Linked DNA regions of Homo sapiens: region 1 is linked to region 2. Evidence: read pairs that join two places in POLR2A ChIA-PET (ENCODE). Cell type or tissue: A673. All regions are shown on one strand.

Region 1 (2,500 bases), 290 kb after region 2:
GAGAGCACGTGGTCTTTTTAAGGAGCTGAGAAAAGTTCTGTGGTGTGGCCGGGCATGGTGGCTTATGCCTGTAGTCCCAGCACTTTGGGAGGCTGAACTTGGAGGATCACTTGAGCTCAGGAGTTCAAGACCAGCCTGGGCAATATGGCGATACCCTGTCCATACACAAAATTAAAAAATTAGCCAGGCATGGTGGCGTATGCCTGTAGTCCCAGCTACTCGGGAGGCTGAGGTGGGAGGATCGCTTGAATCCAGGAATTGGAGGCAGCAGTGAGCTATGATCTCACCACACACCCCAGCCTGGGTGACAGAGTGAGACCCCATCTCAAAAAAACAAAAAACAAAAAGTTATGTGGTGTTAGTTCTGTGACGTCGAATAGGGGGTGGAAGACAGAGGTGTCTTGAGAGAGATTTGGACAAAGGCAAATGATTCAGGGCTTTGAAAATGGGCTGGTATGTGAGGGTGATGGGTGTGTGAGCAGGAAGGGGCGTGGTCAGATCTGATAGTCAGATGAGATTCTCCTGGGGCCATTCATGAGGGACACACTGGAGAGGGTGAGGCTGGAGGCTGGGAGCACAGGAGGTGTGATTCAGATGGCCTGAGCTGGCAGAAAATAAGGGGGTGGATTAGGGGAAGACTCAGGTGAAGAAGTCCATTCTGGATAGACAGCTCAACCTGGTCAAAGGTTCAGAGGTGATCCACAGCAGGCGATGAGAATAGGGTTATCTGGTGTATGTTGAAGGATGAGGTGGTGGGAGAGGCATACAGGGGCCAGATGGAATTGGGTTTCAATGCCAGGCTGAGCCTGAACTTTTTACAAGTGCAATGGGGAGCCATGGGAGGTGTCTGAGCAGGGGAGGCTCATGTTCAGATCAGTGTTTTATAAGGATTTTTTCTCGGGTAGGTGTGGAGGACGGACTGGGTGAATACAGTGGGAGGTTGGAGCCCAGTGAGGAGGACTAAGGAAGTCATAAGCAAAGGTCAAGGGTTGGAACTCTGTTTTGAGGCCAGGCACGATGGCTCGTGCTTGTAATCCCAGCACTTTGGGAGGCTGAGGTGGGTGGATCACTTGAGGTTAGGAGTTCGAGACCAGCCTGGCCAACATGGTGAAACTCTGTCTCTGCTAAAAATACAAACAAATTAGCCGGGCATGGTGGCGGACACCTGTAATCCCAGCTACTCAGGAGGCAGAGGCAGGAAAACTGCTTGAACCTGGGAGGCGGAGGTTGCAGTGAGTGGAGATCGCACCACTGCACTCCAGCCTGGATGACAGAGCAAGACTCCGTAAAAAAAAACAAAAAACCAAAAAACTCTGTTTTGAGTCACCATTTTCCCTTTGCCCTCCACAGCTGCCATCGCCCCCAAGGATGACCTCTTCTATGGCTTCCTAAAACCTTGGCTAGGTGAGTGCCCAGTGGGTAGGCTGGGGCTGGGGCTTTAGAGAAGAGAGGGAAGAGCATGGGGTTCCTTGGAAGGTTTCAGAGTAACAGGAGAGGTCCCTAACCTCAGTCTTCTGGGCCCAGGGGATGGGCTGCTGCTCAGCAAAGGTGACAAGTGGAGCCGGCACCGTCGCCTGCTGACACCCGCCTTCCACTTTGACATCCTGAAGCCTTACATGAAGATCTTCAACCAGAGCGCTGACATTATGCATGTGAGTCCTAAGGCTTTGAGGGAAGAGGGTGTCTTGGGAGTGAGGCTGGTCCAGGCTCCAACTCATGCATGGGCAAGCCATGTGATGTCAGGAGCCCTCACTGACTTTATCTATAAAATGAGCTTGTAGTGAAAACGCAGTCGGGTCCTTGTTAGGCTGACTCCCTCTCTGTGGTTTCCATGCACAGTCACCATGTATCTCTCTTCCAGGCTAAATGGCGGCATCTGGCAGAGGGCTCAGCGGTCTCCCTTGATATGTTTGAGCATATCAGCCTCATGACCCTGGACAGTCTTCAGAAATGTGTCTTCAGCTACAACAGCAACTGCCAAGAGTGAGTGTGACCCTTCTTGGGAAGATGGAGCCAGCTGCTCTAGGAGCAAGATGGTGGCAGGAGAAAGGGAACTCCCAGGCATTAGACAACTCTGGCCTATGGGAGCTCTGCCACGGATGGGCCATGTGCTTCCGGGAAACTGACCATCTCTCTGAGCTTCACTTTTTTTTTTAATCAAAAAAATGGGCATCATAATTCCTTCCCCATAGTCATTGTGTGAGAATTAAATGAGATAATGTGAATCAATGGCTTGGTATAAAGTAGGTGCTTAGTAAATGTTAGTATTTTTTCATTCCACTAGGAAGAGTATGTGGTCTTTGGACAGTGTCCTCCCCACTTTCTGAGGCTCAGTTTCCTTGTTTGTAAAAAAAGGATGACAATCTCTTACTTTCTGAGAGATGCTTTAAGGATAAAATGATGCAGCACTGCCCTGGCACATAGTTGATGCTCAGAGAATATTTGTTGAGTAAATGAATCAAATAACCAATGCCTTGCTTCATTAATTCATTCATTCATC
Region 2 (2,500 bases):
CACTTCCCAGCTCAAATCTTTCCAAAACATCAAGCATTCCTTTTTCCCCTGGAGCTATTAAGAAACACCCACATGCTCCAATCCTGGGAAAAGGAAGCCAGGAAACTAAAATAGCTGGACTGCGCTCCCGTTCCAACTAGACGACCAGACCAAAGCCCAGGAGGATCTCTCACACCTCCCTGAGACCCTGTCCCAGCCCAGGTAGCTGAGGTTAAACGGGTATTCCTAAGAGGGACATAAGCTGTGGGGACACTTCTGCTCACAAAGACCTGTGCATGACACTTGGGAAGAACCAGATGTCAGCTATGTGACAAGTGAAAGCTAGAAGATTCCTAGGACATGCCCTGCCCCATGTGCTTGGCAGACCTAACCCCAGTGCTAATGACAGCAAAGCCACAGTACTGTCCACAGCCCACCTGGGACAGTGTCTTCCTCCAGCCTGCTCCACCCAGGTCTGCAGATGCCCTAGGGGTGGTGGGAGAGTGGCATTTGTGCCCTACCCCTGCCTGTCTCAATACAGAATCCTCAAGCAGCTCCAGGCTTTAGCTGGAATCACAGCTCAATGGAAGACCACAGCCCAAGCAATAGCTGGAATCAGAGGAAGTGGTAGGGCTGGCCCACTGCACTGCATGCTGCTGGGGCAGAGGGTGGGGAATACATGGTGGCCTGGGACACAGCTGGGAAAGCAGCACCCACCCCCGCCATCCTCCTCCTGCCTGTGTTCCGTTGCTCCCTGAACTAGAGCCTGGCCCCAGAGGACCACCCCACGCCTGCATCAGTCCACAGCATCCCGGTCTATGGATAGCTACCAAGAGGGGTGTTCATGTATCACACCCCCCAGCCTCAATCTAGTGACTCCATTCGTTTTCTTCTGGTGATTCATGTCTCAGGGCCGTTGTCAGCGGAACTAACCCCGTAGTATAAGTGACAAAAATAGGCCCTTTCAGGAATTTCGGCTCCAATCCAAATGGAAACACAAGAACGGGGGGGGGGGGGGGGGCGGGGGCGCGGGCCTGCAAATCAACTAGGCACCAAAAGACCAAAGGGAAATAATGTTCCCCCACCCTGACCCACTCCCGTTAAGGCAGAGCTGCCTGTAACGGGCCATGGACATCAGGGCTGCCGGGATTCCTGGACCCAGGAGAGCAGCTGCTGAAGGAGCTACGCCCCCTCTGCCCCCCGCCCTGAGAGTGCAGAGTCCTGTGCGGGACAGGGCAGCAGAAGGCTGTATTTACTGGTGCCAGGGTGTGGGTTCCCATTTCGGGATCTGCCGTACGAAACCCTCGCAGCGGCCCCTCCTGAGAGGAGAAGCACCCTGCCGGCCCACGACAGAGCTCACTCAGTGCACACAGAAGGCAAAGGAAAGCCCCTGCTGGCCAGGATTGGGAAGACAAAAGGGAGCCAGGCAAAACCCAAGGTGGGGAGGGCGCCTGGGAAGAGGGGAAGGCCAGAGCCCAGATAGCTGCATGAGCGGCCAGGGCTGGACCGCCAGAGCCTGGGAGCCTGGGAGCCAGCGGCTCTGAGACTGTAAATCTCGCCCTCCTTCCCGCCAGGACAGCTGTTCCCAGGACTCTCAGATTACTTGTTGCACAATCTTTCCACTTTTTTTTAAAGTGGGGGAGTGAAAAAATAATAAAATCTCGGCAGCGGCAGGAGGGGTGTGGGGCACTCGTTCAGGAAACCAGGAGCATTCCCACTCCTCTCCCAAAGCAGAGGAGCCCAGAAGAGGGACGCAGAGGCCAAGGGCAAAGGCCATGATCACACACTGGAAATCAGGATGTGATGGCCACAGCCCTCTAAGGTGTCTTGTCTTGTGAGGGCTAAAGCAGCACACTGCCACGACCACGTCATGTCATTTTAGTTAATCAGGTCCCCTGACAATTTCAGCATCTGGGGTTTCCACTTGGTCACTCAGATCCTCAGATGAGAAGACTACAAAACCCCTGGTAGGAGAAGTCAACTAGAAAACAGGAGGTGCAAAAACCCAGAGGAAGGCAAGCTGGAGGCTTGGCTGGCATGGAAAGTGAAAAGTCAGCGGCCACCAGGAATGCTAATTGGATCCAAGAATACAGCCATTCACCCCAGTCACTCTGCTGCGAGTGGGGGCCCTAGCTTCGGGTGGCAAAGCCAGCCCTTCCTGGGCAGCCATGGGGTGCAGTGCCTCCTGCTGGCTGATGGATTACAAAAGCAGTGTGGGGAGAGTAACGGTTAGAGATGAAAGGGTGAAGGATGGCGACAGGGAAGGCCAGGAGGCCAGTGAGCTGCCCACGGCATTCTGCATGCAGTTGTGGTAGAGAATGTGGGCATCTGGAGTCCTGGAGGGTCCTTCAGCCCACTTCAAGGCAAGTCTCCTCACTCACCTGGGAAGCAGAGGGCACCAGGCTGTCCAAGGGAAGAGGAATACTGACAAGGCCCGAGGTGCCACCTACCCCCACCCCATCTGTGCACACACACCTCAGAGCAACATGGCTCTCCCCAGCTGCCGTGAAGGGTCCTCAAT

Evidence for each region. ChIA-PET counts read pairs that join two places held together with the same protein. Peaks named below come from ENCODE experiments on the same cell type or tissue, not always from the same donor. Only the 100,000 strongest peaks of a DNase experiment are listed, where the experiment ranks them.
Region 1: POLR2A ChIA-PET joins it to region 2 with 11 read pairs; 2 of 35 experiments call an interaction of 5 or more read pairs at or near these places.

The regions. Positions count from the first base shown.
Region 1 is chr19:15,536,011-15,538,510 of GRCh38, forward strand. It overlaps CYP4F22 (cytochrome P450 family 4 subfamily F member 22), which reads left to right. Exons shown (of 14, transcript NM_173483.4): 5 at 1,351-1,404; 6 at 1,525-1,652; 7 at 1,862-1,983. Among named protein-coding and RNA genes, the nearest start is that of CYP4F22, 29 kb to the left of the region's middle. In A673, no CTCF peak of the experiment used is centred here; no DNase peak of the experiment used is centred here.
Region 2 is chr19:15,250,456-15,252,955 of GRCh38, forward strand. All of the region lies in intron 11 of BRD4 (bromodomain containing 4), which reads right to left. Among named protein-coding and RNA genes, the nearest start is that of EPHX3, 19 kb to the left of the region's middle. RefSeq lists an enhancer at 89-960. In A673, CTCF peaks have their summits at 1,371 and 2,184 (motif pointing left); DNase peaks (open chromatin) are centred at 1,446 and 2,116; H3K27ac peaks cover 2,288 bases.